Regions from separate parts of the Homo sapiens genome. Here all the other regions are linked to region 1. A link is a loop called in an ENCODE intact Hi-C map of the cell type or tissue named here. Cell type or tissue: heart right ventricle. All regions are shown on one strand.

Region 1 (5,000 bases):
TAAATCACAGAGCTGTTTCTATAAGTCAAATGGAAGTAAAGTTCTAAAAGATAAATAATTCTTTTCAAGGCCGGGCGCGGTGGCTCATGCTTGTAATCCCAGCACTTTGGGAGGCCGAGATGGGTGGATCACAAGGTCAGGAGATCGAGACCATCCTAGCTAACACGGTGAAACCCCGTCTCTACTAAAAATACAAAAAATTAGCCAGGCGTGGTGGTGAGTGCCTGTAGTCCCAGCTACTTGGGAGGCTGAGGCAGGAGAATGGCATGAATCCAGGAGGTGGAGCTTGCAGTGAGCCGAGATCGCGCCACTGCACTCCAGCCTGGGCGACAGAGCGAGACTCCATCTCAAAAAAAAATAATAATAATAATTCTACTCAAGGTTAAATATGTTTTGTACAACATAGATATGCCACAGTACTTATTCAGTATGGGAAAAAATAAGTTAAAGTCATCTTCCGATGCTCTTTAGTGGCTATGTGTTTGATAAAGATGGCTCCTCATGCAAGGGAGGTCAATGCCATCACTACCAGGGTGTGTGGAGAGGGGAAACTTTGTAGAAAAACAAAGAGAAGTGGGTTCAGAGCAAAAAGACCTTCATTCAGAGGATCATAGAACAGTGATGAATTAACTTTATTAGAAGAGAGCATATCCCTTTGTCCTCGGCCCCTGGAAAGGGATCTCTGGGGCCCTGGAATGTCCTGCCTGGTAGGAACGTCTTTGTTTCCCTGGTGGTTTGGCTACAGGCCAGTATAGCAATGTGATGGGTGATGGGCGTTTAGGGCTATTAGGTGTCTCATCTGCCTTCCAGAGGAACTGAGGACTAAAGGGGTTAGACCTTGGGGAAGGGCTGGAGACTCCATGTCTGCCATGACGGCAGCTTGTGATCCAGCCCCAGGAAGAGCTCTGCATTGTCATGAGTTAAGAAAGACTTACTCCTTGGCCAAACTTCAGTTGGGCGGTTCTGAGCCTCTTCTCCTCTAGACATTGACCTTGGCCTTCCATGCCCATCCCGTGCTTGCTGGGCCTGCACCGCCCCAGCTCAGCAAGAATCCCCCAAAGTCAATTTAGAGAGGATCCCCCCAGCTTGCTGTCTGAGCACACTTGCTCTCTGATCACGGTCTTCACCCATTCATTTGATAAGCGACTGTCTGACCTGCCTTTAGGGAGCATCCTGTTAGGCCAGTTTAGCAGGAACCCCCCACTCTGGTGTCTCCTGTCAGTCCTGTTCCATCTGCCGCCCCTTACCCTGGTGTTGGCTGTGACTCCCCCTCTGACTTTACTGTATTGGGAGCTGGGCTCAGTCTCCCTCCCCTGTAACAACAATCCTGAATAAAGGCTTCCTTCCTGATTTAATGTGATTCATAGGAATTTTTCCTTAACTGGGTGAGCTTCCCTGGTTGGCAACACCCCATGTGTTTTGTTCCACATTGACACAGGAGAACACAGCCTCCTGAGGACAATGAAGCTTCACAACTGAAACCCTCTCAGACTCTGCCCTGTATGTCTCTTCCTTAATCTGTGTTCTTTCCCTGTGATAAACCACAATCGTGCAATAACAGTTATCAGTGAGTTACGTGAGTCCTTGTAGTGAATTATCCAACCTGAGGGGGGCTTAAGAAAGCCCCTCAAGTTTGCAACTGGTGTCAGAAGTAAGGGTGCACTCGAACGTTGCAGTTCACCTAAATCTGAGTCCTTAAGAATTCAAACACAACCTCAGACTAGAAGGTGTCAATTTGCCTGGCATGTTCTCTCTTCCAATGCCTCATGCCCTTTGACGTTCTGACTAAAGGCCACTGGGTCCAGCCACTGCCACCTATGACTGAAAAGTGGAAGACCTGGCTATTAGTCCTGGCTGCACACAAACTCTCAAGCCACCTTACTGCCTCCTGACCTGGCACCTCCAAACTTCAGGGTCTCACTCTCACATGTCACCAGCCAAACTAATGCCTTAGCAGGTGACAGCTTCATGTGTATACAGGTCAAGGCCCTGTACAATTTCATGGAAGCTCTTGAGGACTCATGAGGACTTTGAAAATCATCTCTATAAATCACTAATGCTGAAAAGACCTGCATTTGGACAAGATGGTAGAGAAAGTGTTTTTCTCTTTGGTTGGGGACTTGTGAGTCTTCCGAGAACCCTTCAAATTACACCAGTTGAAGCCACTCGTCCCCACTCTGGAAGTTGGCCTGAAGAAACATTGCCTCTACTCTATGTAGAACAGAAGAAGGTTTCAAATGGCAGCCCAGAACTCCCCATTTCCCAGGCATGGTGTCGGGGAAACAGTCACCCATGGCCCACTATGCCCATCAGTGATGGGATCAAATCAGGGAGGGAAGAAATATCCCTCTCCTACTCACGGGTCTTCTGCAAGTCCATGACCATGTTACATTTCATGCTCTCAGTGTCTCCCTTCTCTCACCCTCCTCCCAGCCTTGATGCTCCAGCCTTCCTGCTGCTCCTCCAATCTAGGTCCACCCCTGCCCCATCCTGACCCCTGGCTCTGCCCCTGGCAATGTCTCTCTGGGTCTTTGGGCGGCATCATGCTATTTGGTTCCCCACCTTTGACCTGGAGTTCATTCTAAGGCCTTCACCACACTCCCATCTGATTGAATTACTAATAGCATTGGACAGACGGCAGGTCCCAGTCTCCAAGACATAAACCAACAGCCCCAGAGCTGTGCAGGGACAGAGCCAGGATCCACCCCAGCTCTGTCCAACTCCATTCCAGCCTCTCTGTGTCCTGGGTCAGCAGAAGGATTCTGCTGTGTTTGTGCAGTTCCTCAGAAGTTCAGGAAAAGGGCCCCAGACAGCATCTCCGGGAACACACATTGATCAGGTCAAGATTTTTCTGACTTTTCCCAAAGAAAGTCCTGCTGGGCTTCCATCTCTAAGAAAAAGACTTTTGGCCCTGGTCTCTTGCCAGCAAGTTTTGTAAAAGGTAACGCTAACTGAGCACCTACTGTGTGTCAGTCATTATGCTAAATACTTTACATGCATTATCTTATTTTTCTCACAATAAAGCTCAATGGATGAAGAAAGGAAAGCAGAAAGTAGTCAAGTAGCTTGCAAAGCTCCCATCACCAGTAGATGGCAGAACTGACCCTGCCCTTGTGGGCTTCTTCTCCCCTCAGCCTGAGGTCACTCACTGCCAGCGAAGCACTTGGAGGAAATATTCTTCCTGCACTGCTGAGAGGGACATCCTCAAGCCCAGCAGAGGGGGCTGCCTGGAGGAGGTGTGCCTGCCAGAGAAAACTAGCCCGGGGAGATCTGGGTGGCATCACCGGGGTGCCCCAAGGAGGTAACCCCATGGAGGTTACCTGGGCAATTCAGCCACACGCACAAATCTCTTCCAGGCTTCATCGCTAGTCAGCAGGATTTTCAGATGCACTGGGCTAACTTTCTTCTGGAAGTATTCAATGACTTCTTCAGTGAAGCGTTTCTTTTCTAGTTGGAAACAAAAAGGATAAGATTGGAAGAAAGTTTGCTACCACATAAATGGCATTGAGTATAAGGTGGTTCGGTGTTAATCCTCCTGAACCAGCTGTCACATGGGGTATTTTTGATGGAGGCACCAGTGCTATAGACTGAATTGTGTGCCCCCCAAATTCAAATACTGAGGCTCTAAACCCCAGTGACCGTATTTGGAGATTGAGCCTTTAAGGAAGTCATTAATTTAAAGGGAGTCATAAGAGTAGGGACCTACTCCTATAGGACTGGTGTCCAATTAAAAGAAAAAAAAGAGACAGATGATCTCTCTCTCTCTCTCTCTCTCTCTCTCTCTCTCACACACACACACACACACACACACACACACACACACACACCACTGTGAAGGCCATGTGAGGACACAGCCCTGAGGCAGCCTCTGTAAGCCAGGAGCAGAGCCCTCCCCAGACATCAACCCTGCTGGCACCTTCACCTTGGACTTCTTGCCTCTAGAACTGTGAGAAAATACGTCAGTTGTTGAAGCCACCCAGCTTGTGGCATTTTACTAAGGCATCCTGAGAAGAGTGATTCACCAGGGAAGTGCCACGATGCTTTGTGGAGGAACCAATCTATTTCAGCTGAGAATCACCAGAAAGTGAGCTTTCCACCATGTTTTCTCCCCATGTACGGGAAATATTCCAGTGATCGCTTCCTCCTGCCATGTGCCTATTGTCAAACACTTTACACCAGTGTCTTCAAAATCTGAATTTTGACCCATCAGTGGGTTATGACAATAGTTCATTGTGTCAAGAGCAGCATTTTAAAAAGAAAAGAGCATTGAAAATATCAGAGTATATTGAACATAGCAAGAGTGAGTATTCTTTTGTAAGATACTTGAAATATACCTATAGACCCTTATGTAAATTCCTGGGATCTAGATGTGTTTAGGATGGCAGCATTTTCAATCTTCTAGAAGGGACAGAGGGTGCATATGGTTTATCACTGACCACTCCCAGCAGGGACTGGGCCCCACCTTGTAATCAAAGGTACAAATGTTTCAACCAGGAAACCAATGAATATTCACCTTAAGTGGCATACATAATATTATCACTACAAAGCATCTTAGTACACAGCAGGATTACTGCCCAGATGAGTTGCCCCAAAAATGTGTGGTTTGCAGGGATTTGGGAATTATGGAACTCCAGAGAAGGGGCTGGGAACCAGTTTGTATTTATGTATGCACTGGGACATGATGTATAATTGTTTCCTGCTGTGCTCATACGTGCGAGGCCTCATTCTCATTTCACAGAAGGAGAAATTGAGACCCAGACAGCGAGAGACACCACCCAACCCAGCAAGCAGGAAGCTCAGGATTTGACTCAAGGCCAGCGTTCCCTTGCCATTACTTTGAAGACTCCATATATTTAAAAAATGCCTGTGGTTTCTGCATTCTCCCCTGTAGTATACCTGTGGGGTTTTAAACATTTTATTTGCACAGAGGATTCCTCCTGCTGGTCATGGGCTCTCTCAGATGGGCAGTGGAGGGGGTTCTTTAGGTGGGCAGGGGAGTG
Region 2 (5,000 bases), 91 kb after region 1:
GTGTCTGTCTGTCCATCCATCTCAGGCTGCAGGAGAAGAGGCTTATTCGGCAGGTTTGGCCTCAGCCCCATCCGCTTTGCCATCTACCTCTTCGTCGGAGCCATCCCCGGCGCCTTTCCGGGCCATTCGGCGGGGCACGACAAACGGCAGGTCCCCGCGCCTGGGGGCAGAGGTAGAAGCAGAGGGTCAGCGGGCCCGGCCAGGCCAGGGGCGGCCACAGCACAGCCCACACATCTCAAAGTGAATTCGAGAGGGAAACCAGGTGCCTGGCTGCTCCCACCAGAAAGAAGCAAAGTGGAGTCTTGGGAGCCACAGCTGAGCTAGACAGGACCACTCTCAGGAAAGCAGGCAAAGCTTCCCGCAAAATGTTTAGGTGTCGGACATCTTCACACACAACAGTAGCACAAAAACAGCTCAGGCAAACAGGACCAATTACAACAGGAAAGGCACAAAAGTAAGTGTAAAATGCCATCCTCTGTTGCAACTCCTATAAAACCGGTGAAACCAAGACAGGTAAACAGGTGTGCCTGTTCACACAGAGTACAAAGACAGGCACCCTCTTTCTACCACATGGCAGAAAATTCATATACAATACTGACTACTTATGCTTACAAAAAGAGCCCCATGAAGGCCTGGCACGGTGGCTCATCCTTGTAATCTCAGCTCTCTGGGAGGCCGAGGCGGGTGGAGCACCTGAGGTCAGGAGTTTGAGACCAGCCTGACCAACATGGTAAAACCCCGTCTCCACTAAAAATACAAAAATTAGCCGGGCATAGTGGTGCATGCCTGTAATCCCAGCTACTCCAGGGGCTGAGGGAGGAGAATCGCTTGAACCCGGGAGGCAGAGGTTGCAGCAAGCCGAGATTACACCATTGCACTCCAGTCTGGGCAACAAGAGCGAAACTCCGTCTCAAAAAAAAAAAACAAAAAAAATAAAAAAAACACGTAAACACATAAGAAAAAAACATGTAAGAAATGAGTATCTCAAAAAACACAAAATGAGAGTCTCAAAAAACCCACAAAAAAACACGTAAGAAATGAGAATCTCAGAGAATAAGATCCTCTGCTTCAAACATTCACTACTTCTTGAGTGTTAACACTCCCTGAGAAACGCAAAGGAGCGTTTTTAACCTCTGTAGGCATTGCTCATGAGGCTCACATTCGTTTTGCAGATATTTAACTGAGGCACCTAACATGTGCCAGGACTGGGCCAGGTGGCCTCAAGCAACTTCCAATTCAAAAGACAATAGACTTTTAGGACAGCTGGGAATAAACTACCTAGAGTTTACTGTGTGTTCAAAACACTAAGCTAAAGCCTCAAAGGCAAGGAGCCAGAAGGGGCAGGGATTGCTTTGTGCAGTCCTTTCTTGGTGACATTCGTGCCTTGCTTGTGGGCTCTGGTTGAGGAACAAGCTACCTTTTGAGAGAAGTGCCGAGGCAAAGGGGCGGGTGGGCAGGGCGGCTCACCTGAGCTTGTTCTTTAGGGAGCTGACTTCGCGGTTCATGGCATCGGCCGTCTCAGTGGCGTCCTCCAGCTCGCGCTGCAGTTTCCGGCGGGAGGCGTTGGCCCGCTGGGCCTCCTCTTCGGCCTCCTCCAGCTGCCGCTTGAGCTGCTTCAGGCGGGTAGATGCCTTGTCGGCCTGCGGAGATGGACGTGTGGCCCGTGGCCCCGGTTAGGGGCTCTGGGCGTGCAGCCAGTCAGCCCCACTGCCCTGCCTGTCACCCCATCTGCTGCCCAGCCCCGCTGCCCTTCTCACTGCCCCACCAGCGCCCACACCTGGTCCTTGTACTGCTCGGCGTTCCTCCGCTCGTCATCCACCTGCAGCAGCACATCCTTCAGCTTCTTCTCGGTCCGACGCACCTGTTTGCAGGCTGCCTGGCGCTCCCTGCATGACAGACAAGGTGGCTCAGAGGGAACACCCTCCTTCAGAGGGTCCGGCCAACAAGCCCTAACCAGGACCACCCATTCCCCGGGGCTCACTGGCATCTAGGGATCACGTAGGGAGGCCTTTGCTAGACACCTATGTGTACCCGGCTTCTTACGACGGGCACTGCAAATAGCCCCATTTACAGATGAGGAAATGGGCTCAGGTAAGGGAAGCGACACACCTCAAAGAGCATCTATGTAACTGGAAAAGAGGTCTGGGGGCCTACTGTAAACCCCATTCCCTCCAAGGAAGTCTCAGTCCTGCTGAGCCCATAGGACAACTGTCCTAGTGGGCAGGACCCCCCTGTACCTCCTGCTCTGATTCACTCTCAGACACAGCCACCAAAACTCCTGGCTTTAGAGGTGGAACAGAGAATCCTGTTCAAACCCCACAAGCTCCCCCAACCACCCAACCTGTGGAAGGGATGAGGGCCCCATCAGGAGGGAGGGAAACAGCCCCAGGCTCAGGAGACAGAGAGCTGGTTGTGGCCCAGATTTGGGCAGGACTGCAGGGGGGCCAGAGTTTTTTCCAGGACAGCTGGGGTTGGGCGGGGCCAGGGGCACGTACTTGGTCTCGTTGTCCAGCTGCTCCTCCAGCTGTGCAATCTTGGCCTCGAGGGCGGTGATGGAGGCCTTGTACTTGGACTTGACAGTGCCCTCCATCTCCTGCAGCTTGACCTTAAGCTCCTTGTTCTGGCGTTCCAGCTGCTGCCGAGCATTCTCGTTCTTCTGGGCGTGGCTGCGCTCCAGGTTCAGGTCGGTGTTGATCTGGTCGATCTGCAGAAGAAGGGCCAGTGACCTTGGGGAGGGCTGGGGCCCTGGCTGGAGGGCATGAGCAGGGCCAGAGGAAGGTGGCAGCAGGATCCCACCAAACCCTTGGGGTCCAGAGTCTTGGGTCTCCCAGAAAAGGGAAGATTAGAAACTTCTGAACACCCAACACAGAAGCCAGAGGGGGACCTTTCAGGTCCAGGTGCCTGGACATTTTCCCCTAAGCGCCTGGGGAGCAGCTGGCACTTGGCCTGTGCTTCTGCCGGCTGGGTCCAAGGCCAGCTCTGCCGTGGTGGCTCCAGCCAGAGCCCAGAGTGGGAGAAGTCCTGGCACCCACCTGCAGGTTGGCCTTCTTCAGCCGGTCGTTGATCAGCTCCGTGTTGCCCTGCTCCTCCTCCAGCTCCTCCTCCAGCTGGGCGATGCGGGCCTCCAGACGCCGCTTCTCCTCTAACGCCAGGGCTCTGCGGGGTGGGCGGGAGAAGTGAGGGGCCTACCCTGGGGACACACCTGGTCCCCCCCAACTCTGCCCCCTCACTCAGCTCACCCTTTGCCGCTGCTGTTGGCGATCTCGTCAGCCAGCTCATCCCGCTCCTGCTGGGCCTGGCGCTTGGCACGCTCCGCGGCTGCCAGTTCCTGCCACAAAGACCCAGAGTGTGACCTAAAGGCAGCCACAGCCCCACAAGACCATCCTTCCCAGCCCCAGGCACCCTCCCCTCAAGCCCTTCCCCAGGCCCACCTCCCCACGAAGCCCTTCCTCCAGAAACCCTCTAGCTCACAGGGCTGGTGCCCCCCTGAAGATATAGCTTAAACACCATATGTTTATAAAACTCTTACATTTAAGTGCTAGGAATCAAGCCAGGTGCCAGGGTATGGCGATAAGTAAGAAGTGTCCTGGCCTAACCAGGGAGACCACGTGGACAGAGTCACTCAGGGCGGCCCCTCCCTGTTCTGGGTAAGCCAGAGCTTGGAGTCAGCTCTGGAGGCCACAGGCAGATGGCTACACCCTGGACGCACTCGCAGCCGGCACATCACGCTGCAGGGCACCCTCCAGACCTGGGAAACACTTCAGGACGGGCTCAGGTGCGACGGGCAGGGCGGCCGAGGGGACGCTCAGACCCCTTCTCACCAGGCAGCATTCACAGCAGGAGGTGGTGGTGGCCACAAAGCCTCATCTCATGTGAGGGATGCCAGTTTCACACACACACACACTCTGATCATACGAGGGAGCCCCGCTATGAAACGGAACCCTGGAGGGAATCCTTATGTAACCTGAGAGCCATCCCCAGCCAATTCCTGGAGCCCAGTAGGACTCCAGCCCTGTCCTCAGCTGAAAGCCCCACGCTGCCACCTGCTGGCCGCAGGGCAGCGGTGCCGCTCTCCATTGCAGCCCCACCCACCTCCTGCAACTGGATCATCTCGGCCTCCATGCTCTTCAGCTTCTTCTCGTTCTCTTTGGCCTGGGCCAGGATCTCCTCACGAGAGGCGCGGGTGTCATCCAGCTCGCGCATGCAGTCCTTCATCTGGGCCTGGGGTGGGGACAGAGGCTTGGCACCCCACCCAGCTCCTTGGCCCTCCACCCCAACCCTCATGGGTCACCTCGCCAACAGGGCTCATGGCTGGTGCTCCACTCAATGCTGTATTTAACCAACTAACCGTGGTGACAGGGCAAAAAGGCAACTAAAGACAATCATCTGTGTATCCCACCCCGTAATGCACACTTTGACAGTGTTCGTCACCGTGGACGTGAGCCCAAGCTGAGCTTCATTTTCTACTTTCTGTCCCCTCCTGTGGGCCGGAAGCCAGTGCCCATGGTGCCACCCCTAATGCGCACCTGCCACTCAAAACCAGTGCCCAGCCTGCCGGTCCATCCCCACCACAGGCAGGAAACACCTTTCCTTTTGTTATTCTCCTGTTACTTCTTTTAACACTAAAGACCTTTGTCAAATAGCCTTTTTTTCCTTTTGCAGATAAATCCGAAATTGAGATTCCCCAAATCAAAGAGAGTGACTGGCTGTGTGCAGCCCGACCACACCAGTAAAAAAATGCCACCAGCAATCAGAGCATCTATGCCCACAACCTTGACCACAATGAAGTTTTAAAGTTTTTGTGGGTTTTTTTTTTACACTTAACATTTTTTTTTTGGCCGGGCGCAGTGGCTCATGCTTGTAATCCCAGCACTTTGGGAGGCCGAGGCGGGTGGATCACAAGGTCAGGAGATTGAGACCATCCTGGCTAACATGGTGAAACCCCGTCTCTACTAAAAATACAAAAATTAGCCGGGCGTGGCGGCGTGCGCCTGTAGTCC
Region 3 (5,000 bases), 280 kb after region 1:
CTGGCCCAGGCTCTCGCCACACATCCTGGGAGAACTGCCATAGGCCCTAGAAGGAGGGATGAAAGGCGTATGGGAGGGAAGACAGCGGTCCCCGGATCAGCAGCAGCACCACCATCCTCTGATGGCCCCTGGGCAGTCCGCCAGCTCGGAAGCACTCAGGGCTGGAGCCTGGGCTCTAAGCATGGGCCCCAGGAGCCAGACAGGAGGGAGGCAGCAGGAAGGGCTGGCATGGAAGGGCTGAGTTCTATTGGGGTCCCACGCGGGCAAGGGAACCAGGACTCATCCCTGCTTGTCAGCCAATCAGCTTCTTCAGGAAGGCCTCCAACTGATCCTCATCCTTGATGCCCACAAACTTGTCCACCACGTCCCCATTCTTCATGGCCAGCACAGTGGGCACCGCTGACACCTGGGTGGAGAGGACAAGGGGGTCCAAGTGAATTGGGAGTGAATACTTCTCAACTGCCACTCCTGAGCCTTTGTGGGGAAGGCTGGTGGCTTATCCAGGGCACTGACTTCCCAAAGCCATGGGCAGGCCTAGAGGAACATGGCTCTTCTCTCGGTGCAGGGGTACTGCAGGGCCCGGGGGCCACCCGCTGAAGAAACGTCTTCCATTGCGGGCTCCCAACAGTACCCTTCCTCCCTTAACCACAAGACTGACTCACTGGCCCAGTGGTTTTGCTGGAATGACAGGAGAGATGAAAATAACCCTTGCAGCTGCAGGCCAGGGCTGGGGGCAGGGAGGAGCTCAGGGGAAGCCTGGCCCAGGAGGAGACAGAAGCTGGGGGACAGTTCGAGTCCTGGCTTTGCACTCACTAGCAAGGGGGCCTTGGCCGGGTCACAGCACCTTTCTGAGCCTCAGTGTCCTTTTCCATAAAATGGGGGTAATGTCTACCTTTAGGGTTTGGGATGAACATTAAAGATTCAAGTATAGGCTGGGCACAGTGGCTTATATCTATAATCCCAGCCTTCTGGGAGACTGAGGCTGGAGGATTGCTTGAGTTCAAGAGTTCCAGACCAGCTTGGGCAATATAGTGAGACCCTTTGTTTACTAAACCCCCCCAAAATATTAGCCAGGCATGGTGGTACATGCCTGTACTCCCATACTCGGGAGGCTGAGGCAGGAGGATCGCTTGAGCCTGGGAGACTGAGGCTTCAGTGAGCTGTGATTGTGCCACTGCACTCCAGCCTGGGTGACAGAGACCCTGCCTCAAAAAAAAAGAGAAAGATTTGAGTATAAAGCAGAGCTCAGGCTGGGCGCGGTGGCTCACACCTGTAATCCCAGCATTTTGGGAGGCTGAGGTGGGCAGATCATTTGAGGTCAGGAGTTCGAGACCAGCCTGGCCAACATGGTGAAACCCTGTCTCTACTGAAAATACAAAAATTAGTCGGGCATGGTGGCAGGCACCTGTAATCCCACCTACTTGGGAGGCTGAGGTGAGAGAATTGCTTGAACCTGGGAGGTGGAGGCTGGAGTCAGTGGAGATTGCACCACTGCACTCCAGCCTGGGTGACAGAGTGAGACTCCATCTCATAAATAAATAAATAAATAAATAAATAAATACATAAATAAAGCAGAGCTCAGGTTCTGGCGGACGCAATCCGGCTCCTACCAGCCAGGTGAGCTGGGGCACGCCCCTCAGTCACTAAGCCTCAGTGTTCTCAGATGCAGGATGGAGATACTAAGGGCACTGCCATTAGAGGGCATGAAAGCTGAATGAAATAACGCAAGTAAAGGCTCAGCACAGCGCCCGGCAAATAAGCTTAGGAACCTGGCATTGTGCCTGGCATACTGTGGGCATTCAAAAAACAGTGGCTACAGAGGGCACAAGGAAAAGTCCAACACAGGCCCCACGAGAGCACATTAGCTTGCTGCTGTGATGAGTGACAGGGTCCAGAAACTCAGGGACTTCTACTGGACAGCATGAGAGGAGAGGCTTGGCCATACACAACCTGACGCTTATTAGCAGGTTGCAGGCAGATGGCAAGGACAACATTCTTGGTCTGTGAAGCATTTACTCAGTTCCCTCAGGGACCTGCATAGGTTATGTGGAACGTGGATGAGGCTGTGGCCCACCAGACTGGCATTGTGAGGTCTCTGCTGCCTGGGATCCCTGCCTGGCATTCGTGGGCATTTGAGAAAACCATTTAAACAGAACAAGATAGGCCGGTCGCTGTGGCTCACGCCTGTAATCCTAGCATTTTGGGAAGCCAAAGCGGGCAGATCACTTGAGGTCAGGAGTTCGAGACCAGCCTGACCAACATGGTGAAACCCCGTCTCTACTAAAAATACAAAAATTAGCCGGGCGTGGTGGGGCATGCCTATAGTCCCAGCTACTCGGGAGGCTGAGGCAGGAGAATCGCTTGAACCCGGGAGGCAGAGGTTGCACTGAGCTGAGATTGTGCCATTGCATTCCAGCCTGGGCGACAGAGCAAGACTCTGTTCCCCCCCTCAAAATAAATAAATAAAAATAAACAGAACAAGATAAACACAGACTTTTCTTACATACAAATTAAACTACAAAGTAAGAGCAGAGATTCACACAAACATACCAGGTCTTCACATATCCCAGTGCTGCCCTGCCACGGCCCATCTTGGAAGCCAGTAAGATTCAGAATGTTCAAAAACCATGCACATGGTAGTTAGGAAAGGCACGCAGGCCAGACCATCCCGCCCTCACCCACTAACTTTACGTGGCAGGCCCTGCACCCCACTCCTCACGGACACTTTGGGGACAAACACAGCAGGTCACAGGACACAGTCCTTGTCCTTGTTAGTGCCTCAGGCCCCTTCAAAGGCTGTCCCTGGGCTGATGTGGGTGGCAAACCCTGTCTCCAGGCAGAGCAGGGCCCGAAAGAGTTTGCTCCAGGAAGCGCCTGAAGCCACCAGGGCCTTCCCAGGCATTCTTTGGTGCCCTCTAGTGGTCTGCAAAGGCAGCTGGAGTGCCTCAAAGCCGGAGCCTCTTGGCAGAAGCAGAGAGCTCAGCCACCGGCTCCCACCTGCACACTGTCCTATTCCTTTAATTAAAATATATGCTTTATGCCACTGTATAAGAAGTGGCCTAACTTTTTTCACGGCAAGACTCTAAGTTCACTGAAGAGGCTCAGAGAGTGGACTTAGCGTTCCTTAAGAACTCCAGATAGGCACAAGCACAGTGGCTCACACCTGTAATCCCAAGTACTTTGGGAGGCCAAGGCAGGAGGACTGCTTGAGGTCAGGAATTCATGACCAGCCTGGGCAACATAGCAAGACGTCGTCTCCATAAAAATATTAAAAAAAAAAAAAAAGAACTCCAGATGAAGGCCATAATGATCTCACTCATGTAAACCTCCACACATGCTTGAACACGCACAGACCCTGCTGGTGTCAGGTAGACAGCAGATGTGCTGTCAATGGAGGTCTGGTCACTACTGATCAAGGGGATATTTTGAAGTTGAGCTTAAACACACACACGCATACACACATATATACACACACACACATACACACTACCCGCACTAGGGGCTCACAGGAAACCTGAGCTGGAATGGGACTTCCCTCGACCCTGAGGAGGCGGCTGAAGCTCTGCTGCTCCTGTGTCTGGCTCACACATCAGGAGGTGCCGGTGCCTGTAAACACTGCCTTACATGGAAGTGCACAGGGCCTTGGCACATTCTTCTGGAATGTTTTGAGTGTGAAAGAGGCAGTGACTGAGCCAACTGAGGGGCTGAGGAAAAGATACGCTACGACGTGTTGCCTGTCCTGTTCCGTGAAGCCACTTGGAACCTCCTATCCTTGGATAAAGACCCTCTGAACTCGGCAGGAGTGGGGGAGTGTGTACGTGTGCGCAGTCTCTTTCTGCTAACCCGTAGCTCGCCTGCACCGCCACTGAGCTCCGTGTCCTGGTATGTCTTCTCCTGTCCCACCCCGATGGCATCCATCTGTTAACTCAGCTAAGGGCCTACCAAGGGAAAGGCACAGTGCTGGGTGCTGCGGGATGTTGCAACCTCCTCCTCGGCTCATTGCAGAGTTAAAAGGAAAAGATCGCTGTCACATGCTGGGTGCTTTTTCGTGTCAGGAATGATATAAACACCTCTATACACTATCTCACACTCTCCTGGCTGTGGGCAGGATCATTTTAACGATGAGAATACTGAGGCTCAAAGGGTGAGCAACTGTTCCAAAATGATGTGGTGTAGGACAGGCGCGGCAGCTCCTGCCTGTAATCCCAGCACTTTGGGAGGCTGAGGAAGGTGAATCATCTGAGGTCAGGAATTCGAGACAAGGCCGGCCAATGTGGTGAAACCTTGTCTCTACCAAAAATACAAAAATTAGGCCGGGCGTGGTGGCTCACGCCTGTAATTCCAGCACTTTGGGAGGCTGAGGCAGGAGAAGTGCTTGAATGCGGGAGATGGAGGTCGCAGTGAGCCGAGATTGCGCCACTTCACTCCACCTGGGTGAAAAGAGTGAGACCCCCTCTAAAAAAAAAAAAAAAAAAAAGCTGGGATCTGAAACAAGATCTGTTTGACTTTGCAGTCCAGGGGATCAAACTCTGTTGTGCTTCTGCCCAGCAGCAAAGAGAGAGAGACATCTACTGAGTCCCAGCAGGGGGAAGAACGTGGGGACGCATTAAAGGATTTCATGCTTCAAATGCAAAATGCCAAGTGCTTTGTAAAAGCTTTTAGATATGAGAGGGTTCTTGGAAAAACGATTATTGAAAAAATGAACTACATAACATTCTGGCAGAATTAGGTAGACAGTGAAAAGATCAAGAGTCGCCAGGCCTGGAGGGAGGAGGAAGGAGAGATGAACAGGCAGAGGAGAGAGGACATGGAGGCAGTGAAATGACTCTGGATGATGCTAGAATGTGGACACCGGCTATGACACATTTGTCCAAACCCACAGCAGGCACAACACCAAGAGTGATCCCCTATGTAAACTTTTGGCTTTGGGGGATAATGATGTCCGTGTAGGTTCATAAGTTGTGACAAATGGACCACCCTGGTATGGGCTGTTGATAGTG
Region 4 (5,000 bases), 83 kb after region 1:
CGTTTTATAAAATGGGGAGTCAAGAAACACTGGCCATAGTGAGGGCGTAAGAAAAACATTGCAAGTAAATTGTTTACAAAGTTTCTAATGGGGATTATAAAACTAGCGATATAATATTAGAAGAAGGTGGGGAGGGGAGTTAGAAGTGTAAAGATAACTTAATAATAATAAATAAATAATAAGTAATGAATAAAAATATTAATAATAAAAATAGTAATAAAAAAATTATATCCTAATAGGAAGCAAATAAATAGTGATGTCTAAATTTCAAAATGGAGAAAAATAAAAATGCAATAGCTTATATTTATTGACCATCTGCTTTGCACCAGGAACCTTCTAAATGCTTTGCAGGCATTAACTTATTTTTAGTTCTCACAACAACTGTTAGAAAGATACTATTATCACCTGCATGCTTCAGATGAGGAAACTGAAGCTCAGAGAAGTTAAGCTAGTGACAGCACCTAACTAGTGACACCCGGAATTCAAACTCAGGCTTCCTATCTCCAGAGCATGCACTCTCACTATTTCATGTCCCAGCATAAGAAAATTATTTAAATATATTTATTTACTCCCTAAAGAAAAAGCTAGGGCCGGGCGTGGTGGCTCACACCTGTAATCCCAGCACTTTGGGAGGCTGAGGTGGGTGGATCACCTGAGGTCAGGAGTTCAAGACCAGCCTGGGCAACATGGTGAAACCCCGTCTCTACTAAAAGTACAAAAATTAGCTGGGCACAGTGGCATGTGCCTGTAATCCCAGTTACTCGGGAGGCTGAGGCAGGAGAATCGCTTAAGCCAGGGAGGTGGAGGTTGCAGTGAGCCAAGATCGCGCCACTGCACTCCAGCCTGGGTGACAGAGGGAGACTCCGTCTCAAAAAAAAAAAAAAAAAGAAAAAAGAAAAAGCTAAAATTGGGACTAATTGCTCTTAATTTGGGTAAGTGGAGCCGTCTGTACTAATTGATTGATTGATTGGGAAGGGGTAAGTAGAGCCCTCTGTACTAATTGATTGGTCTTAACCATCTGCTGCACTCACTTATTACTTTATTTTTTTAATTTAAGAGGACAGAATTCAGTTTATAGTAGTTAGTAACTGCTAACCTCAATAGCAAGTTAGGTTCTGGTGTCACCTTCCTTGAAGGTTATGGAGCAATGTGAACATGTGCCAGTGAGAAATAAGCCTGCCTCTGATATGGAAGTGCTGGGAAGGGAAGCATGTAGTCCCTTTAAATGATATGGATCCCACCTCTGGGAGGCCTGTAATCCCAGCACCTGTAATCCCAGCACTTTGGGAGGCCAAGGCGGATAGAGCACAAGGTCAGGAGTTCGAGACCGGCCTGGCCAATATGGTGAAACCCCGTCTCTACTAAAAATACAAAAATTAGCTGGGCATCGTGGTGGGTGCCTGTAGTCCCAGCTACTCGGGAGGCTGAGGCAGGAGAATTGCTTGAACCCGGGAGGCAGAGGTTGCCGTGAGCCATGATTACACCACTGCACCCCAGCCTGGAGACAGAGTGAGACTTTGTCTCAAAGAAAAAAAAAGAAAAGAAGTGGGGGCCTCACACACAGTTTCCTGGATAACAGGAACTATTGTAAGAGATCCCACCAAACCACAACCATGCAGAATGAATCACAGCCCTGCACAAAGGCCACCTCTATGAGGACATCTGCCCAACAACTGTCTGTTTAACCTTGAGCTAAGGTGACCCTTGTTATTAATTCTTGTACCTAGGGATCATTATTTAAAATAACTTACATAATTCTCCCCATTTTGGCTTTAAAAACCTCTGCTTTCAGCCGGGCGTGGTGGCTCACGCCTGTAATCCCAGCACTTTGGGAGGCTAAGGCGGATGGATCACCTGAGGTCAGGAGTTCGAGACCAGCCTGCCCAACATGGAGAAACCCCATCTCTACTAAAAGTACAAAATTAGCCGGGCATGGTGGCACATGCCTGTATTTCCAGCTACTTGGGAGGCTGAGGCAGGAGAATTGCTGGAACCCGGGAGGCGGAAGTTGCAGTGAGCCGAGATCGCGCCACTGCACTCCAGCCTGGCTACAAAGCGAGACTCCGTCTTGGGGCAAAAAAAAAAAAAAAAAAAAAAAAAACACCACCTCTGCTTTCCTTTGTCTCCCTGAGTCGGCCTGTGGTCCCACCATGGGGTGTCCTGGCACATCATGTATTCCCAGATTTACAAATCCTTCTGCTCATTCCAGAATAAACTTGTTATCTTCAGAGACTCCCTTTCTGTTGTTATTTTAGGTTGACGACAGACTCCCTGAACGTAATCTCATAGTGGAGCAACCAGAATGGGGACTGCAGACTCAAATCCAGGTGAGAATCAGGTGTCTCTTAACTTCAGGGACGTGGGACGTGAGCAGAGACCATCCATTTGGAGATTCCGAGGATCTAGTGACTAAGAATAGGGCTCAGTTTCACCATCAACACCGCAGGAAAATTCACCCAGGATGTCTGCAGCTCCAGAGGAGGGGGCTTGGGCCAAAATCTTGGGTCCATATGCAATTTCGGCCACTGAGAAGGCAAACCCAACTCGAAGGGGGAAATGAACCCTGAAATTGCTTTGGAAGATGTGCGGTGACATCGCCAGCACCACCTAGTGGAAGCTGGAAGTGTGGACAGCCCTCCTCACAGCCACCACCCCCACCCCGCCCTGCCCCGCCAATGGAGAGGTGTGCTTGGCCAGGTCATGCCCGATGTCATTGTCTGTGTGCACCATGACAGGGACCCCAGCGCCCTGTTCTGCTCTTTTTCAAGGCACCCTGGAAGGAGGTGGCGAGCTTCAAGCTGGGCATTTGACAATGGGGGCTTCTGAAGGCATCAGTGGCTAGCGGAGACAAACAAGCCTAGGACTGCAAAGTGCAGGGGAAGGGAATTGTGTTTCATGCCCACAGCCCCTGGGGACCCCATAGGAGGCTGAGGGAGCAGCCACTGGTCCCGGCCACTCACAGCCCGGCCACTAGCAGTGTCTCATGGACAATCCTTTTTGTCTTTCCTCATATGGAAAAATTGGGCCCTGAGTAACAGGTGTCAGCTTCAGGAAGGTTCAGAAGTAGGTATAAAAATGACAAACACAATCAAGCTCATATTTTCCTGCTGAAGTCTAGACAAATGTGTGTTTCATTTTGATGCACATATAACATTTAAGAGAACTGGACTCATACACAGAGTTAACAGAGTAGTTTTTGGATTCAGATTTGAAATAGGTAATCGAGTAATTGATATAGATGCAGGATTTCAGCTTGAATGCCTCTCTGCTAGTAGGTACTGAGGGTGCTGCAAATAAGCTTTAGCCCAGGGAGAGGGAGAAGCATCTAGCTCAGTGGATCCCAAACAGGAGAAATGAGGAGTGGAGGGTAGGGAGGGTGCTGTGAGCACCCACAGCAACAGGATCTCTGGAACATGCACCAAGGGACATGCGCCAACCTCTATCCCCTTCCCTCCAGCAGCCAAGAGACAAAGGAGACTCTTGTCTGGAGTCATTGCGGTGCCAAAGCATGACCTTAAAAATGATAGCAACTTAGCTGGGCGTGGTGGCTCACGCCTGTAATCCCAGCTCTTTGGGAGGCCGAGGTGGGAGGATCACCTGAGGACCTGAGGTCAGGAGTTCGAGACCAGCCTGGCCAACATGGTGAAACCCTGTCTCTACTAAAAATACAGAAATTAGCCGGGTGTGGTGGCAGGCACCTGTAGTCCCAGCTACTTGGGAGGCTGAGGCAGGAGAATCATTTCAACCCGGGCGGCAGAGGTTGCAGTGAGCTGAGAGCGCACCACTGCACTCCAGCCTGGGTGACAGAGCGAGACTCTGTCTCTAAATAAATAAATAAATAAAATAATAGCACTTAGCTGCTGTGGAAAACTATATGACGGTTCTTTGAAAACTTAAACATAGAATTACCATAGGATCCCTCAATTCCACTTCTGGGAATATACCCAACAGCATGAAAACAGGGACCTGACCAGATATTTGTACAGTCATGCTCATAGCAGCATCGTTCACCATAGCCAAATGGTGGAGGCAACCCAGGTGTCCATTGACAGATGAACGGATAAGCAAAATGGTACGTGTACCCACAGGGAATATTATTCCGCCTTAAAAGAGGAAGGAAATTCTGACCCATGCTGTAACAAGGATGAACCTTAAGGACATTCTGCTAAGTGAAATAAGCCCGTCACAAAAGGACACATGCTGTATGATTCCGTTCATGTGAGGTTCTTACGGTGGTCAAATTTATAAAGATAAGGAGCAGAGTGTTGGTTGTCAAGGGCTGGGGGAGGGAGAATGAGCAGTTCATGTTTACTGGGTACAAAGTGTCAGTTTTGCAAGAGAAGAGTTCTGTGGATGATGGTGGTTGTGCAACAATGTGAATGTAATTCCACGAAACTGTTCACCTAAAAATGGTTAAAAAGGCAATTTTAGGTTATGAATATCTTACAGTTAAAATCTTTAATTAAAGTCCTTTCAAAGCCCAACCTTTGCAGAAAAAAAATTATAGCACCTGAGCCCTTTTTGGTTTGCAGAACATTTTCACACACATAGTCATACATGCTTCAACGACGGCCCTGTGATAAAAACATTTATTAATTTGGCTTCCCAGAGGAGAAAACTAAGGTTCAAATGGGGTGAAACGGCCAGGTGTGGTGGCTCATGCCTGTAATCCCAGCATTTTGGGAAGCCGAGGCAGGTGGATCTCCTGAGGTCAGGAGTTCGAGACCACCCTGGCCAACATGGCAAAACCCCATCTCAACTAAAAATACAAAAATTAGCCAGGTGTGGTAGTGCACGCCTGTAGTCTCAGCTACTCAGAAGGCTGAGGCACGAGAATCACTTGAACCTGGGAGGCACAGGTTGCAGTGAGTCAAGATCGCTCCACTGCTCTCCAGCCTGGGTGACAGGGACTCTGTCTCAGAAAAAAAAAAAAAAAAATCCAGGTGTGGTGGCTCACGCCTGTAATCCCAACACTTTGGAGGTCAGGAGTTTCAGATCAG
Region 5 (5,000 bases), 61 kb after region 1:
AGCTCAGAACAGCTGGATCTTGCTCAGTCTCTGCCAGGGGAAGATTCCTTGGTAAGTTGGGGACAGTTGACCTGCCTCCATCTTATTCTCACAGCTTTTGTAGATAAGCTGGGAGAGGTTAGGTGACTGGTTCAGATAGACAGGAAAGTAGCGGCAAAGCCTGGATTTGCACCCAGGCTTGAGTCTGATTGCTTCCCCTCTCCTGCTGGGCTCTTAAACTATAGAGGGTTGGGGAAACAGCTCAGATGGGTTCACAAAGCTCCCTGGGCTCAGCCCTGGTTTTGACTGCTGAGACACGACTGAGTGAACCCAGAAGGAAGGTTTGTGTTGGGGGTGCCCATCTCTTTGGGAAATTTGAAGGAACCAAAGAAGGTGGAGGAGAGGAGGTGACCCAGATCCCAGCCTGTTCTTATGGCCAGGCCACACCAAGGCTGGCCCCAGGGTGCTGCTGCTGAGGCCCAATGGGGGCAACAGAATTTTTTTTCAGGTACAAGGAGTTCAGAGGTCATCTCACCCACCCTGAGTCTGAGCACCAACTTGTGCCAGGCCCTGTGGGGAAACTGAGGCCCTGGGAGCGGAATGACTTGCCCAGGGTCCCGTGTCAGGAGGCTGAGCAGGTAGATCATAGGACTCCACGTCTCTGGCCCTCACCTCTGTCCCTCTGTTCAGACTTCTGGGGTGATGGAGAAGAAACAGGCTGTGCTGTGTCCCTAATGGGAAACGTGGCTGAGACAGGGGAGTGAGAAGGGTGCGTTGCAGAATGGTGCCTGTGGCATGATGCCAGCTTTGCAATCATGAGATTCAAAAGCCACACTGTGGAATTGTGAGTATAACTACAGGAGTGAGAGCTTAGATCTCTGTGTTCATAGAAGGAGAATCAAACCTGGAAACTTTTGGATTATTAAAATCAAACATTTTTGCTTCAATATTAGAGTCACAAGGGCAGATGTTGGCCTCCCCTCTGCCCTCCAAGAGCTGTGTGACTCTGGGAAATTCACCTCCCCTCCCAGCCTGAGTATTTTCCCCTGTAAAAAACCTGATAGAGCTGCCAAAAGTCCATGAAATCAGGGGGGTAATTTCTGTGAAATCTGAGTCATGGTCTTATTTGTTCTTCACCAAAAAGAGATGATGAAGCCTGTAACCCCAGTGCTGTGGGAGGCAGAGGCGGGAGGATGACTTGAGGCCAGGAGTTCAAGACAGCCTGGGAAACACAGGAGATGCTGTCTCTATGAAATCAAAAATTAACAAATTAGCCCAGCATGGTAGTGTGTACCTGTAGTCCCAGCTACTCAGAAGGTTGAAGGAGGCGGATCACTTGAGCCCAACAGATCTAGGCTGCAATGAGCTAGGATGGTGTCAAAGCCCTGCAGCCTGGGTGACAGAGCAAAACTGTTTATTAAAAACTAAACGAAAGGCCGGGCGCGGTGGCTCACGCCTGTAATCCCAGCACTTTGGGAGGCCAAGACAGGTGGTCACGAGGTCAGGATATCGAGACCATCCTGGCTAACATGGTGAAACCCTGTCTCTACTAAAAATACAAAAAAATTAGCCGGGTGTCGTGGCGGGCACCTGTAGTCCCAGCTACTCGGGAGGCTGAGGCAGGAGAATGGCGTGAACCCGGGAGGCAGAGCTTGTAGCGAGCCTAGATCGCCCCACTGCACTCCAGCCTGGGTGATAGAGCGAGACTCCATTTCAAAAAAAAAATGAAATGAAAATGGTGATTTCTCAGGAGGAGCACACTGTCTCAACCCCTCTTTTCCTGCTCAAGGAGGAGGCCCTGCAGCGACATGGAGGGAGCTGCTTTGCTGAGAGTCTCTGTCCTCTGCATCTGGTGAGCTTGGCTCAGAGCCCTGAGGCGGGAGGGAGGGCTCCCTGTCTGGGCTGCACAATTGGACTGGGCTTGGGCTGGGCCAGGGCCATCTGGGCTTCTTCTAGGAACCAAAGTCACTTCCCGGAATTGACCAACCGGCAGACTCGCCCAGGGAGGACCCGCTGTATCCTAGTTGAGGCTAACGGTCAATATCCGGCCTCAATATTCAGCAGAGGCTCCAGGTCAGGGTCTGAGCCAGGCCAACAATGACCAAGGAGGATGGGATCCAGGGTGCAGCTCCTCACAAGTGTCGGGGGAATCCGAGGCACCAGCTCTCTCTACCCTCCTGCTCCTCTGCTCTCTCCTGGTCCTCCTGTGTCCTCATGGCTCATGAGATGGTGTTGAGATGGCTCCCCTGGCCTAGGGGATCACACAGTGAACAAAGCAGGAAGAAGGCGAAGGGATGCCCCTCTCCTGTCACCCTTGTCCCTTACAGCAAGAAGGGCCCAGACGCCCCTCTGCATACTCCCCTGGTGAACTGCTGCCCAGGACTGGGTCCCCCTTTTACCCTTGCTGCATGGAGTCCCCAGAAGACAAACATCTGTGTGTCTGAACCCTGAGACAAAGGCAGGAAAGGGAAAGAGGGAGGCGAGTGGCTTTTGAGGAGGGGGCTTTAGTATGAGAGCTGGAGGATGGAACCCCATCAGGGGGCCCGGGAACCACTGAGCTGTTAAAATAAAGTCTGCAAACAAAGACCAGCTGCTGGAAGTGGGTGTGCCAGGGAGTGCGCAGAGACACACGGTGAGAAAAGAACAATGGTAATGCTTGGAGCCGCCCCTAACTGGGATGGGCCTGAAATGGTATTGTTATTATTTATAGTATCATTATTAGTCATTTTCATCTTATTTGTACCCTCCCTCTATCTCTCCTCTCCACCTTTTCCTAACATTCTATCACCAGTTTTATGTCTTCCATTAGCAACTTTGTAGCTGTAAATAATTTACTTACAACTTTCATATACCCTCAGTTGTACCCAGTATTTCTTAACTTCCCTCTTTAAAAAAATGATAATATTAATCCTCCTTCTCCTTCGTTCAGTGCTTCACATCCCAACTGCTACCTTTGTGCTTTAAATTTTGTACTAATTGGTGTTGATAACAAGTATATTTAGTTCTCATATTTATATGTTGTGTATATGTTTTGGTTTTTTTTTGTCTTAAACAAGAGACTACTGAGAGCCAGTAAGACTGAAAGAAAGGGCATCTTCATATACTGCTAGTTTGAGTGTGAATTGGTACAATTTGCCTGCAGTGTGGCTCTAGGTATAAAGCCTTTTGAGTTGTTGATAGCCTCTGACCTGCTCATTCTACTCCTACAAATATCTTAAGGAAATAATCTCAAATGTGGGCAAAGTTTTATGCGAAGAAGGATGTTCTTTGTAGCATAATTTATATGAGGAATTAGAAACACCCTGAGGTCCATCAGCTAGGGAAAGACAGCAGAGGGGACAGGGCAGCACCAGGAGGGCTTGGCAGCCACAGCAGGGGCTGGGCTGGCATCTGGCAAGATCCAGGTCTTTGTGGGACAAAGAATCTTAGAGAAGCAACGGGGACACAGGCTGTCCAGTGCAGCACCAGTGAATTCACCAAGATGAAGAGTTGAGCACAGAGTGTGAGACAAGGATTTGCAATGAGGAGTCATTTACCATGAGCGTGTATACATGACTCAATATTGTATATTTAAGGGAGTAGAGCACAGTCATTGAAAACATGGGGTTGAAGCAGAAGTCCTGGCTCTAGCACTATTGTAAAAACACTGGCAAGTTCCCTAACTTTTGTGGATTCCTCTGTGTTTGAATGGGAAAGTGGTACCCATCTCCTGGCCTGTGTGTGATCATCGAATGAGACACATGTAAGAGGCTCTGCACATCGCAGACATGCAATACACACTGGCTATCACCAGCTAGTTATCACACATGCTCCCAGGCCCTGGTCATTGTCAGAACCTTCCTCCCCATCTCTATTTCTGTGTATAGACTCTGTAGTTTCTGTAATGATCAGATGGCTGCCCGTCCTCTGATTATCTTCTCCTCATACCCCAACAGGATGAGTGCACTTTTCCTTGGTGTGGGAGTGAGGGCAGAGGAAGCTGGAGCGAGGTGAGTGTCTGCAAATAGCAGATGATGGGGGCTCAGTGATAGACAAACAATCTGGTTTAGGTTGGTCTTGGTGTTTGCTTCCACCCCAGAGAGATTTGCAGAGCCCCGGCTGCTCAAGCAAGCCTCCCTCTGTCCACTGGTGGCTCACATTTGATCCCACAATTTGTTTTCTCCTCCTCAAGGGTGCAACAAAACGTTCCAAGTGGGACAGATACTGGAGATCCTCAAAGTAAGCCCCTCGGTGACTGGGCTGCTGGCACCATGGACCCAGGTAGGCTCACCTCCTCTTCCCTGCTGGTTCCTACTCGCACTTAGAATGGAGGGTGGCACCTCCACAGCTGAGTGAGCCCCAGAAGAACCCGGATGGACTAGGAGGCCAATGAGTCTGCCCAAAGCAGCAGAAGAGGTCACGTGGAGTCCCCCGACCCAGGGGTCTGGGGGTCATCTGCATCCTGACCTCTCCTTAGGGTGACACGGCCCAGGTGCCCACTTCCTCCCTACCCTGGCACCTAGCAAATGACTCAAGTGGGGCAGGACATCCTTGGGGAAGTGGAATCAGCGGGGGGGGGGGGGAGTGTGGGGAGAGCAGGGTCCAGGAGGAGAGGAGGGCTGGGAGAGGAGGTTGACCAGCAGCCCCGACCTGTCACCTCCCGCTCTGCTCCAAGCTGACCCTGGGGTGTTTCCACCTGAGGCTGGTCCCCTCCCTCCAGCTCTTGCCCTGCCCTAGCCCCTTTGCTCTGAGTGGCCCTGTGGGAATGTATCGGGCCTGATTCAGCTTCCAGCTTAACTGGACCCCGGTCTGTCCTTTGCCACATCCCCTCTGTGTGACCTGGCGCTCCTTACCTCCCTTCTCCTGTACCATGAGAATAATATTTCCCCATGTTGTCTTGAGGATCAAATATAACACGGCTACCTGGCCTGGCCAGTGCCTGCCACACAATAGGGCCTCCCTAAGGGCTGGTTCCCATCCCCTCTACTGGTCCCCTGTTGATTCCAGGTGGAAGCCACCCCGTCCCCCCCCAGCTGTGTTAG

The links. Hi-C counts contacts between places; a loop is a spot of excess contacts. Peaks named below come from ENCODE experiments on the same cell type or tissue, not always from the same donor. Only the 100,000 strongest peaks of a DNase experiment are listed, where the experiment ranks them.
Region 2: it touches region 1 in a loop (3-fold over the local background); 91 of 110 quality-filtered maps call a loop at or near these places.
Region 3: a loop joins it to region 1, with 3 times the contacts of the local background. A loop is called at or near these places in 33 of 110 quality-filtered maps.
Region 4: a loop joins it to region 1, with 13 times the contacts of the local background. A loop is called at or near these places in 91 of 110 quality-filtered maps.
Region 5: a loop joins it to region 1, with 4 times the contacts of the local background. A loop is called at or near these places in 13 of 110 quality-filtered maps.

The regions. Positions count from the first base shown.
Region 1 is chr22:36,191,991-36,196,990 of GRCh38, forward strand. It overlaps APOL4 (apolipoprotein L4), which reads right to left. Exons shown (of 4, transcript NM_001386885.1): 3 at 3,321-3,447. Among named protein-coding and RNA genes, the nearest start is that of APOL4, 7.3 kb to the right of the region's middle. In heart right ventricle, CTCF peaks have their summits at 3,095 (motif pointing right) and 3,296; a DNase peak (open chromatin) is centred at 3,141; H3K27ac peaks cover 1,529 bases.
Region 2 is chr22:36,282,626-36,287,625 of GRCh38, forward strand. MYH9 (myosin heavy chain 9) reads right to left here. Exons shown (of 41, transcript NM_002473.6): 35 at 4,093-4,221; 36 at 3,240-3,328; 37 at 3,033-3,156; 38 at 2,496-2,704; 39 at 1,778-1,886; 40 at 1,468-1,640; 41 at 1-160. The coding sequence ends at 43. It overlaps MIR6819 (microRNA 6819), which reads right to left and starts at 4,282; the gene lies at 4,222-4,282. RefSeq lists an enhancer at 3,771-4,283. In heart right ventricle, a CTCF peak has its summit at 4,054 (motif pointing left); DNase peaks (open chromatin) are centred at 2,502 and 4,046; H3K27ac peaks cover 3,195 bases.
Region 3 is chr22:36,467,512-36,472,511 of GRCh38, forward strand. It overlaps TXN2 (thioredoxin 2), which reads right to left. Exons shown (of 4, transcript NM_012473.4): 4 at 1-406. The coding sequence ends at 293. Among named protein-coding and RNA genes, the nearest start is that of TXN2, 12 kb to the right of the region's middle. RefSeq lists an enhancer at 2,392-3,228. In heart right ventricle, CTCF peaks have their summits at 2,918 (motif pointing left) and 3,122; DNase peaks (open chromatin) are centred at 99 and 2,900; H3K27ac peaks cover 5,000 bases.
Region 4 is chr22:36,275,227-36,280,226 of GRCh38, forward strand. No RefSeq gene overlaps it. Among named protein-coding and RNA genes, the nearest start is that of MIR6819, 9.2 kb to the right of the region's middle. In heart right ventricle, CTCF peaks have their summits at 2,594 (motif pointing left) and 2,799; a DNase peak (open chromatin) is centred at 2,594; H3K27ac peaks cover 1,005 bases.
Region 5 is chr22:36,253,169-36,258,168 of GRCh38, forward strand. It overlaps APOL1 (apolipoprotein L1), which reads left to right. Exons shown (of 6, transcript NM_003661.4): 1 at 1-51; 2 at 1,769-1,831; 3 at 3,915-3,968; 4 at 4,151-4,239. The coding sequence starts at 1,788. Among named protein-coding and RNA genes, the nearest start is that of APOL1, 2.5 kb to the left of the region's middle. RefSeq lists enhancers at 18-77, 1,827-2,326. In heart right ventricle, no CTCF peak of the experiment used is centred here; DNase peaks (open chromatin) are centred at 703, 1,473 and 1,893; H3K4me3 peaks cover 2,471 bases; H3K27ac peaks cover 4,824 bases.